Linked DNA regions of Homo sapiens: region 1 is linked to region 2. A link is a contact called in ENCODE Hi-C data. All regions are on one chromosome and are shown on one strand. The core of a region is the stretch at or near the end of the contact, and the rest is flanking DNA. Distances in the headings are between cores, read along the strand shown. Region 1 holds the start of ZBED3 (zinc finger BED-type containing 3). Region 2 holds the start of CRHBP (corticotropin releasing hormone binding protein).

Region 1 (5,774 bases), core at 3,275-5,774, 130 kb after region 2:
CATGCATGTGATCACGTGTATACATTTAGGGAAAGTGTGTATATCACAGGATCTCTACATAAATAAAAAATAATTTTATAAAACAACCCTTGGGCCTGGGTGTGGTGGCTCACACCTGTAATCCCAGCCCTTTGGGAGGCCAAGGCAGGTAGATCACCTGAGGTCAGGAGTTCAAGACCAGCCTGGCCAACATGGTGAAACCCCGTCTCTACTAAAAATACAAAAAATTAGCTAGGCGTGGTGGTGGGTGCCTGTAGTCCCAGCTACTCGGGAGGCTGAGGCAGGAGAATCGCTTGAACCTGGGAGGCGGAGGTTGCAGTGAGCCGAGATTGCACGATTGTACTCCAGCCTGGGTAGTAAGAGCGAAACTCCATCTCAGAAAAACAAAAAACAAAAACAAAAAAGCAAAACAACCCTTGGCTCCTCAAGCATGTGAGCTCAGGCAGGGCCAGCCCAGCCTTAACTGTGGAGGCTGGTGGGACAGTCCCATGGGGAAGCCCACTGCTGCGCCGCTTGGAGGAGGAAACCCAGCATGTGAGGCTGCTCATTGTCACGTGGTTTGCTGTGCTCTGCAGAAGGAGATTCTGTGTTCACACCCAGGATGTCATGGAAGAGGAGCTCATCCCATTCATCTCCCTGGCACAGGGTAGACACTTGGGGGATGCTGCATTAAGTGAAGTGAACCTGACTCTGTTTCTTTAGCCCCAGCCCACCCGAGTCTCAATCTTCCCATCTGTCAAGAGAAATAATAAGATTATTTGCCTCTAAACAGGTGGCTGAGATCATAGATAGTGCAAATGATGTCACTGTTGGACTCTCCGGTGTTATATAAATTTAAGACATGAACAATAAAGAAACTACCGATATTTACTGCTCAGACATGCCCACGTTAAGATTTTAATGGCTAAAAGGCAGTTGTTTTTCCATCTGACATTATGTTATTCAACAGAGTAAGTAGTCTAAGTTGGAGGAATCCCCTTGGGAATTGACTACAAAGAGCAAATAAAAAAGAGTAACAGATCCAAGACCCTTACCCCTTAAATTTATTTTCACTTCCTAAATTGAACTTCATGCAAAATAGGTTATTTATCACTAGGGTAAAATAAGATAATGGGGAGGTTTAATTAGCCAAAGCCCTGTGATAACGCGTTTCTTCCTTACCAAATACCCAATGAGAATGCATATCATTAATTCTGTGGTTAGCTAATAAGAAAATGAAAAAAGCTCCCTTAATTTTTCCTTGAAAAAATTTTTAAACTAACACAAAGATGCCAATGAATGAGTATTTTGCTTACATCCATTCACTCCATCCAACTCTCATTCAAATGCTCATTGTGCACCTGCTAAGGTCAGGTGCGTGCTTTCTGCCAAGCATTCCAAGAGGAACGTCACATAGTCTTTGCCCTCAGGAAGCGTACGGTCTGGTTGGGAAAGAGATGCTTCCAACAATAATTCTGATACCTGTGTGATATGGTTTGGCTGTGTCCCCACCCAAATCTCATCCTGAATCCTACTCCCATAATTCCCACGTGTTGTGGGATGGAACTGGTGAGAGATAATTGAATCACGAGCGCGGTTTCTCCCATACTGTTCTTGTGCTAGTGAATAAATCTCACGAGATCTGATGGTTTTATAAACGAGAAGCCCTTTTCGCTTGACCCTCATTATAGCTCATGCCGCAGCCAGGTAAGAAGTGCCTTTCGCCTTCCGCCTTCCGCCATGACTGTTAGGCCTCCCTAGCCACGTGGAACTTTAAGTCCATTAAACGTCTTTCTTTTATAAATTGCCCAGTCTTGGGTATGTCTTTATCAGCAGCGCGAAAACAGATTACTAACACACTGTGGTAAAGGTGAAATCAGTGCTCACTCCTTCGGGTGAATTCCGTCACATAATCTCCACTGGGGAAGGGGTGGGCATGGGCAGCTCCTGGGAGCTGATGTCTTAGGGGCCCTAACACAAAAGTTCATGCAGTTCAGCATCCCTTCCCCTCCCATGCCCCACAGGGCACAAACGCATTGTTGTCCATCACCAAAACACATTACCCTTAGTACTCGACTCTAATGAAGTTCCAGTTCCTCAGTTGTATAACGAGGCTTCCAAGCTCCTATTTTAAAAGAAAGTTTCTTGAAGCTAAATAAAAGCACTGCTAACATGAAATTAACAGTGGAAATTTTTGAGTGTAATTTCAGGGTGAAAAAAACTGAAAAGACAAATGTAGATTTTAGATATTTCAAGGAAGGAGAGAGAGTAGTGTTGCTGGTACCATGCCTCTGCACTTGCTATAGCTGAGTTTCATTTGAGTATCCATTATTTGGAAGGAGTTCTTAAATCTAAGCCTGTGGAAGACAATAAATTCACATTAATTATCTCTCCATTTGACTCAATTTCTGAAGAAGTTCTATCCTTCTGATGAACTATCAGATTAAATCCCAGATTCCTCAGTATGATGTCCCTGAATACCAATATAAAGAATAAAGGAAGAGATCAAAACCTGGATGAATAATCTGTATAAACATGGGCATATACACAAGGTATGACTATAATATTGAGACTCATCCTATAAAGCACCTACAAAAGTTGATTGTATTATTTTATACTTATGCTTGTGCACATAAAAAATATTTGGCAGGCTAAAGGCCAAAGAACCAGGCACTGTTCTCAAAAGGACATAGCAGATTAACTACACCTCTATTTGTCCTTCTATACTCAAGGCTACTTACTGTAGTTGGGTTGACCAGGCAGAGTTTAAATCAATATATGTTGGTTGAGCCTGGATCTTAGATGAGAAATTCACACTAACGTGAAATTCACACAGACATATGTGGAAACACTAAAAACATTTTCTTTTACTTCATCCACCAGTGACTTTAATGAAAGCAGAGCATAATAATTAATACAAGTAATTAGAGTTGACAACTGAAGTGTCAAGAAAACCACAGTTCATCTGTTATCCGTCCATCTCTGTTGAAATATTAGTTTACTGCCATATATTAATCTATTTATAAAGAGATCCAGACAATTAGAAAAATTAGTCTGGAATCACCAGGCTGAAGGCTTAGCTGAAGTTAAAAGACAAGTAAAAATGCCTCCAAACTGTAAAACCTGAGTTGGGGAATAAATGGTAAAATGTGTAAAAATTTAGAAAAAGGTTATATGTGGACTGTAAAAAATACACTGGACTCACAGGTAATTAAGGGGTGAATCAGAGTTGTTTCCTAAATGGCATAAGCCAAACTCTTAGATATTTCTACCATTAGCTAAAAGGCAGAGAAGCACTCTCTCTCTCTATTAATGCACTTTTAAAAATGAAAATTGTGAAGTGTTCTGCCCTTAAAGTGGACCTTTATTTCAGGTCTGCATTACTTTGCTTAATAGATATGGTCCTAAAGATTAAGGTGGTGATCCATTTTATCTTGTAAAAATGCATAATTTAATCTGAGTTATAGGAATTTAAAGCTGCCCTACTTTGAAGGCCTTTGTGACTCAAAGATTTTTTTAATTTAATTTTTAAATTGAGAATTACCTGGCTTGGGCTTTTGGTCTTTTTATAATACGTATTGCTGTCTACTTTTTTTTTTATTCTTGGCTGCCTCAAGCTATTCTTGCCTCCAAAAGGTGTCAGCATATGAATAAAAACAGCAGAAAATAATTACCCTAATTAGGTCAATGTATTAAGCTGTTTCTACAACTGTTTCTCTTAAACACCTTATCTTTGTAGTCTTGGCTCATTAGAAATTCGACTAGTGGTAAGTATTTATTTTTTTCCTTCAAGGGGGTTTTTGCTTTGCTAAGCCTCGGGCATTTGGTTCGTGCAAGAAATCACAGAAACTGCTCCAGCGGACTCCGAAAGGAGCGGAAAATTCTTTTGTTTGGGGGCCATGAGGGGTGGGGGAGGGGTGGGGATTCTGGTGTAAGCTTTTGGCTTGCATTCGCTTTCTCCCTCCGAAAGTGGGCGACATCAAGCAAGTCCCAGTTACAGAAAGAACCCACTGCAGGGCGTCCAGTCACTTGCCCAGTGAAAAGACTGTAATCAGACAACTTTAATAAAGGGAGAGCAGGAGAGTGGTGACGAATTTCCACATTCCGAACAAGCTTGTCGAAAGAGGAGTGCAGGGAAGGAGCAAGAATGAGGCACTGGAAGACGGTGAGCGGGGCCTTGCCACAGAATCCCGGGCCCACCTGCTTTCTCACAGTCGCGACAGCCGGCCCGGAGAAGGGCAGCCCAGCGAAGGGCACGCCCCGCGCGGGTGCCAGGGAGGCCGGCAGGGGCGTCCGCGGTCGCTGCTCACCTGCGCTCCCCGCTGCCCGGCCCAGCCCGCCTCGCCACCGAGTCTGGAAGCCCACACTCACCCCTTTACCCGGGAAACGCGGCCGGAGCCGGCGGCGGGTCGGGAGTCCGAGATGGTAGATCCCCCTCCAGGCGCCTCGCTGACATTTTGTCCCGGACGGAAAACCTCCGCGCGTGCCCCTTAAAGACACAGCGCTGCATTCACACGTCTGCGGGGAAAGGGGGGCCGTCACGTGTGGCCTTCGCCCGAAAGCGGTAGGGGAGTCGCTCTGAAACCGCCAAGGATCGCGAGCGACAGATTTGTGTTGGCCAGGGTTTTAAGATGACGCAATAGCTGAGTGTGGTTGAAATGTAACTATTGTTTTACAACTTTGCATTAACCTTCCAAGACCTGAATTCCCGGGCCTGAGTCTCAGAGCGCGGTTTGCATCTTTGCAGGCTGTAGGCGCATGATGTCACAAGTTATTGGAAGAAATCCCTCCAACCTAGGTTGGGACAGATGAAGGCGGCGCTTATTGGTGTTCACCAAAACACCAGCATGGTGTACCAGCTTTGGCTAGATGATGCTCAGGTAACGAACAACCCCTGCAACTCAGTGGCTTAAAGGTCCATTTCTCAAGCGAATTACTGTGGCTGCAGGGAGCTTTGGCAGTACTCCACCAGTTTTCTTCACTCCAGGCTGAAAGGTCAACTTTTCTGGGCCATGCTCCCTGCTGGGCTGGTAAACCAACTTTGAGGGAGAAGGGGGAAGTCCAGATATGTAGTGTTTGCTATTTCTATGATGTAAATGCTCCCACAATGGCCGATTTCAAGCTACAAACAGTCCAACAAGTGGCTTGCCAAGTTCCTGGAAATTTAACAATTAGCTCCTGTACATGACTGGCACAAGCTGCTTTCCAAACTCACATTCCGCATGCCTCAGTTCTGCTCACTTTCTATTGGTCAAAACTTGCTGTCAGTGGGTGGGGAAGTGTACCCCTCTCTTAAGGAAGCCTTGCAAGTCTTGTGACAATGAAACAGGAGAGTTCCCTGATTTCCTCCCGGCCCCCGCCCTCCCACAGCCCTTTGCAGGACGTGCAACAGGGTTGTGGCTCGTGTGTTCGGTCTCTGCCTGCTGAAACCCCTTATGGGAGGTGGAGCATGCAGACGGACGGGTGCAGGAGCCAGGGTGCAAAAGCTGGGGCGCTGGGCTTCCAGCCCCACGGCAGTGTCCAGGGGCAGGATCCCGTGATTCCCGGAGCCCAAATGGGCGTGTGTTACAGTGTGCTCTTTTAGCCTTACCATCAGCTGACGGCTTAAGTGTTAACCAGCTCAATAGACCCTCTGCCTTTTTGCAAGCGCAGAGGGTCAGTGTGACAGTTTCTGTATCTCAGCTCTTGTCTCACCTCCCAGAAGAATCAGGTCACACATGGACTTGAAGGATGGTGAGTGCCGGGGTGGGGGCGGGGGTAGAGGAGTTGGGGGAAGGTTGGGGGTGTTTATTAGG
Region 2 (6,008 bases), core at 2,951-5,450:
ATCAAATACCGTGTGTCCTCAGTTATAAGTGGGAGCTAAATGATGAGAACAAACACATGGACACATAGAGGGAAATGACACATACTGGGGCCTATTGGAAGTTGGAGGGTGGGAGGAGGGAGAGGATCAGGAAAAATAACTGATGGGTACTAGGCTTAATACCTGGGTGAAGAAATGATCTGTACAACAAACCTCCATGACACATGTTTACCTATGTGACAAACCTGCACATGTACTCCTGAAGTTAAAATAAAAGTTTTTAGGCCAGGCACAGTGGCTCACGCCTGTAATCCCAGCACTTTGGGAGGCCAACGTGGGCAGATCACGAGGTCAGGAGATCAAGACCATCCTGGCTAACACGGTGAAACCCCGTCTCTACTAAACATACAAAAAAATTAGCCTGGTGTGGTGGCAGGCGCCTGTAGTACCAGCTACTCGGGAGGCTGAGACAGGAGAATGGCGTGGACCCAGGAGGCAGAGCTTGCAGTGAGCCAAGATCATGCCACTGCACTCCAGCCTGGGCAACACAGCAAGACTCCATCTCAAAAAAAAAATAATGAAAAAATAAAAGTTTTTATAAAAATAGAATGGTAATATGATTCAGCAAGCCCACTTCTGCGTATTTTTCCAAAAGAATTGAAATCAGTATGTTGAAGACATACCTGCATTCCTATGTTCGTTGCACCAGTATTCACAATAGCTAAGATGTGGAAACAACCTAAATGTTGACGAATGAATAAAGAAAATGTGGTATATACATACAATGGAATATTACTCAGTCTGAGAAAAGAGGAAATCCTTGTCATATACTACAGCATGGATGAAACTTGAGGACATTATGCTAAGTGAAAGATGCCAGCCACAAAAGGGCAAATACTGTACGATTACACTTACATGAGCTATCTAAAATAGTGAGACTCGTAGAAGAAGACAGTAGAATGATGGTTGCAGGGATTGGGAGGAGGGTAAAATGGGGAATCGCTAATAATGGGTATAAAGTTTCAGCTATGCAAGATGAATAAGTTCCAGAGATCTGTTGTACAACGTTGTGCCTATAGTTGATAATATTGTGTTGTGCACTTAAATATCTTTTAAGAGAGTAGATCTCGTGTTTTAACTCTTCTTACCACAATAAAATAAAAATAATAGCTACATTCATTCAAACAAATCATCTTGAAAGCAATGGAAAACTATTTGGTGGTTGTTGTTGTTGGCTAACTACAATGAGTTTTATTCAGTAGTCTTTATTTCTTAAAGAACGCAATGATATGTTCTATTTTCTAACATTTCAACTAATCGATTAATCAGGAAAGGAAAAAGGAAGTTCATCTAAAGCATGGATTAGTGATGTTCTAAGTTGACGTGATAAATAAAAGAAAAAATTTATTATCACAGGTCATATTACAACTTCTAACTTGCGTGCATAGGGATTTTGTGGTCACCCTGAAAACATGGCCTATAATGTGACTGTGAAAGCCAAGTGCAGCCTGTGGAGGCTCTGCCATGAAGTGTCAGAAGTTCTCTGTGTGTGTCTCATCAGTCTAGGCACAATTTTAAATTCTGCACCTGCCCCCATGTCCATGGATTGAATATGGATCTGCTATTGTGTGGCCACCCTGGCCTTCAGGCTTAACATAGGTGACAATTTGCTCTGGGGCTTTGTGAAAGAAAAAATGTCTTATTCCTACCTAACAAAAAGAAAGTATTAACCCTGCCTAACAATAGTCGAAGACCCAAAAAACACCTATCCGGGACTGTATAACATCAACACTGGAGAAGCTATCTGGAAAAATATGGAGAAAAACTGAAATATTTGAAAGTAATGGAGGTTAACATACAGGTAATTTCCAATCAGCATACTTGGGGACTCTGAGTTTTCCCAGAACATATTTAAAAAAAAAATCCAGTTTGCTTGAACAAACAACTTTCAAATATTAAGCTAATTGTTTGAATGACCAAAGCAGTCCATGAAAATAATTTATCCTTAGTCTTCACACATAGGCCTACTTATTGCCCAGAAAATTTTTCTTCGGCCTAATCCAAATTACTCTTCCATTTCTCTCACCTATTTTTAATACTTTCTCTCAGAGAGAATGGCTACCTGGCTTCTCCTTGTCTTCCAATTTAATCTTCTTAGTTTTTCTCGATAGCTTGTAGTTTCCATCTTTTAATTACCATTAATTTTTTTTTTTTTAGAAAAGGTAGTTTCCACTGGCTTAGTAGATATTTACCAAACTGGTGAAAACTACACATTAATTTATCCACCTAGAATTTGGTGGGAATGAGGTCCATCTTGTACTATAATTTGTGGATTAAGTAAAATCAGATGCTATGCTATGATGTTTGTAAAATCAGTCACTATGTTAGTGCTCATTCATCCCAGCTCTTGCTGTGTGTGGTTCCTGAGGAGTGGGCATCATGACAGCAGGGTGGGAACATCACTGTTGTCTGTGCACGTGCATGCGTGCATGTGTGTGTGCACATGTGCACATGTGCATATGCTTGTAAAGGGGCTGGCTGGAGAAGAATGTCTCCTTGGTGATGCTAACAAAGCAACATTGAGCTGGAGTGACATCAGGTGCCAGACCCCCTAAGAGGTAAAGGCAGAGGTCTCCAAGGTGGGTGCTGGACTGAATTCTGGGAACAGGCCAAGGGCTGTGGCTACATCAATGGGAAAGAGAAGAGGGCCTGTGGCATGCCTGGTGAGTGGGCCTAAGGCTCCCTCTAGGCACAAAAAGGGTGGGAGATAGAGCTGAAGATGGCCTGGCATGTTTGAGGCCAGCAAGTTGGGGTTAAGTTGTTTGTTTTTCTCCTCTTTTATTCCTCCCAGGTTTCTTTATAACCTTTTCAAAATTCAGGCATCTAAACAGCCCTTGGGATGAGAAGGACATGGTGGCCAGTGTCCATGAGCTTTAGGTACTCTTTTCCCTCTCACTGTCTGTGGTCTGAGGACTGCTTACAAAGTTGGACTGTGGCACGAAGGCCTCCTGATTAAACCAACAAAGAGGCCGCCTCTCCAGAGCTCAGAATTGTCCTGACATGAAAATAATCAAGTTCTGACACTGCCAGGATAATTACTGTTTAATTTCGAGTATTTTAAAACTGAAAATATAGCCATTCCTTCCTTTATAACTCTGTATTATGGTCTATTTGTAATAATTGTAATAACAATGCTTGGTGCAGAGACTGGAAAGGGGTAGGAAAGCCAATAGTGGAGCATCCTCATGTTTCCCACAGTTTTGGACACAAAGAAGAAATTCTCTTCTCTCCTGATAAGCAGAGATAAGCTTATACTTATTTCCGGATCCCTAAGTCATCTTTTTAGCCCTGCAAATTTGCTGGTGAGCAGTTACAATAAAGCTTCCTGGCAGTTCCTTCTACCAGAGTGTTAAAGTAATCCAGGTATTTGAAGGCACGAAATGGAATGACTTAATCTCATCTCTCAGTGGTTCAGATGGATGCGAAGGTCATGGCTACAGCTACCTGGTCTAGGAGTGTGTACATCATGTAAACATCCAGGTCAAGTGACAGAGCTCAGCTAAAATCCAGAAGTCCCCTGACACCAGAGTTAGTTTTCCATGAAAGAAATGCCTATAAGAAACTGGACCAGGATAAAGCAAAGAGTAAGGGGCAGGAAGAAAGCTTATAATTGCATTACTGCAATCTTCTGCAAAATCAGACTTCTGCTTCTGTTCCACCTCTTTAAAGCTGAAAATGCCTCAAGTTTCTTACTGAGAGACATGAGAAATTCCATGAATACTAAATTCTTTGACAATTTCTAGCATGGTTTCATCCAAGGTTATGTGATGAGGCTGCATAATATAGGCTCTATATGTTTGGGTATTTTATGCGTGTATGTAACTTTGTCACTTTGATTTGCAAAATGGAAAATTCCCTGAATGCCCACAGAAAAGTATAATGTAGCATTTAGCAGGTCAACAAAATGCACTCCCTTATTCTTTGTCTCCGCCTCATTCTCCAACACTTTAGTGCACTAAGTTGTAGTGACTGAAATCATTCTTGGTGAATAATGCTGGGCCACGCTGAAAATTTGTGGCTGAGAGCTGGACCCTCGTCATCGCCACGTACTCTGTCAATGAGACAGGGTAACCCATGGTTACTGAGCTCCGATCAGTTAAGGGGCAGAGAGCCTCCGCTCCCCACTGCTCTATAAAAGAGACCCAGCAAAGGGACCCTACCAGCTTCTAGCTCTCAGTCTGCGCGAGGGTGTAGGAAGGAAAGCCCAGGACCTCCGGAGCAGAGCACAGCAGCTGCAGAGGCAAGGCCAGCATGTCGCCCAACTTCAAACTTCAGTGTCACTTCATTCTCATCTTCCTGACGGCTCTAAGAGGGGAAAGCCGGTACCTAGAGGTGAGCCACCCCTGGACTGACCCATCTCACCTTCCTTGCGTGTTAGCCCTAGGCGGCAGGCAGGCTGCCTCTGCTCGCAGCCTTTTGGGGTTCGCTGTTTCTTCCCTCTCTGCTGGATGCTGTCTTGCCCCTGGTTTCCCCTATCCTGTTCTCCCTCCTTGCCTCTGAGCATCCCAGACTGCCTGCCTGCCTTCCTCTGGCCGCTGGGGATACCCTGGCCTGATGGAGAGGGTCTAAGACCTTCCCGTCTTCTCCGGACACGGGAAAACATTACCCCTCTCTCTTTATTCGCTATGCTGAGTGGCAGGGAGGGTGCCCCGCTCCTGGTCCCCTTTTTTATCCCCAGCCCTTGAACTTTTCCGGACTGACCTATGTTTCTTGCCAGCTGAGGGAAGCGGCGGACTACGATCCTTTCCTGCTCTTCAGCGCCAACCTGAAGCGGGAGCTGGCTGGGGAGCAGCCGTACCGCCGCGCTCTGCGTGAGTCGAGGCTGCCCGGCTCGCGGGCGCCCGGGACGCGGGGAAGGTGGGACTCTGTGCGGGGGGCAGAGGGCTCGCGGACATCTCGGGGAAGGGGCTGGCCGGAACCGCCAGGGGCGCGGTCCCCTTAGCTAAGGATCGGTCCGCGGAGGCGCGCCAGGAGCGGGAGAGGGTGGCGCGCCCGGGGCGCAGGAACCCAGCGCAGCCTAGGCTGGAAGTCGGGGCGCTGGGCACTACAGAGCCCGGGAATGGGGCGCGCGGAGAGCGGCCGCCCGAGGACGGCGCTGCGGCGGCTGCAGCCCGGGACTTATTGCCCCATGCCCTCCTCCCCCAGGGTGCCTGGACATGCTGAGCCTCCAGGGCCAGTTCACCTTCACCGCCGACCGGCCGCAGCTGCACTGCGCAGCCTTCTTCATCAGCGAGCCCGAGGAGTTCATTACCATCCACTACGACCAGGTCTCCATCGACTGTCAGGGCGGCGACTTCCTGAAGGTGAGGCGCCCACGGCCAGCCAACCTAGCCGGAGGGCGGCACGGGAGGGTTGGAAAGGGCTGGGGCGCTGCACCCAGCGTGGGGCTGCTGAGCGTAGGTAGCCAGTGGCACTTCTTAGACACTTCGCTGGTGCCCGAGTCGGAGAGGCGCGTTCGAGGACCCCCACACGGCGAGAATCTCGCCCTTACCCGAAGACCTCGACCCACACACATCCAGTGGGGCTGGGGCCGGTGCCTCTGGACGCTGCCATGGTTTAAATTCCCTTCTGGGCGCTTTCGAGGCCCTAGGAACTTCTAAAGACTTGAACTCGCAGCGCGGAACTCTGACGCAATCCAGGGCCGAGGAAAAATGATTAAAACCCAACAAGCTCGAGTGCTGGGGTCCACCAAGCGGGCCGTCTTGGTTAGAAGGCCCGCCCCACACGTCTCACATCTGAGCCCGCCTCGCTCCTGCTGGTCCACGCTCGGCAGAGCCGTTCCGAGAGCACAGAGGCTGTCTTCAGTGCGCGGGTGACCCGATTTTGGAGCAGTAGGGGACTGGCTGCCGAGGGGGCATCTAGATTGAGATAGGTGGGAGGGCAGGACAAGACCCCTAAGCTCACTGCCTCCTCGATTCCAGTCGTCAGACTCCATAAGTATAACAGGGCAGCATGGGATGGCTGATGGA

Evidence for each region. Hi-C counts contacts between places; a loop is a spot of excess contacts on that map. Pooled maps may share reads with other maps.
Region 1: a loop to region 2 is called in a map of endothelial cell of umbilical vein, with 2.2 times the contacts of the local background. The contact joins the promoter of ZBED3 here to the promoter of CRHBP in region 2. A Hi-C loop is called at or near these places in 1 of 168 maps with a recorded cell type or tissue (endothelial cell of umbilical vein), 3 of 37 single-sample maps with no recorded cell type and 2 of 50 pooled maps.

The regions. Positions count from the first base shown.
Region 1 is chr5:77,082,761-77,088,534 of GRCh38, forward strand. ZBED3 (zinc finger BED-type containing 3) reads right to left here and starts at 4,525. Exons shown (of 3, transcript NM_032367.4): 1 at 4,351-4,525. It overlaps ZBED3-AS1 (ZBED3 antisense RNA 1), which reads left to right and starts at 3,955. Exons shown (of 3, transcript NR_182763.1): 1 at 3,955-4,859. It also overlaps a transcript of PDE8B not described here. RefSeq lists enhancers at 4,183-4,784, 4,785-5,387, 5,388-5,774 and a silencer at 4,197-4,366.
Region 2 is chr5:76,948,845-76,954,852 of GRCh38, forward strand. It overlaps CRHBP (corticotropin releasing hormone binding protein), which reads left to right and starts at 4,201. Exons shown (of 7, transcript NM_001882.4): 1 at 4,201-4,371; 2 at 4,757-4,850; 3 at 5,185-5,342. The coding sequence starts at 4,291. It also overlaps a transcript of S100Z not described here and the pseudogene RNU6ATAC36P. RefSeq lists an enhancer at 4,927-5,613.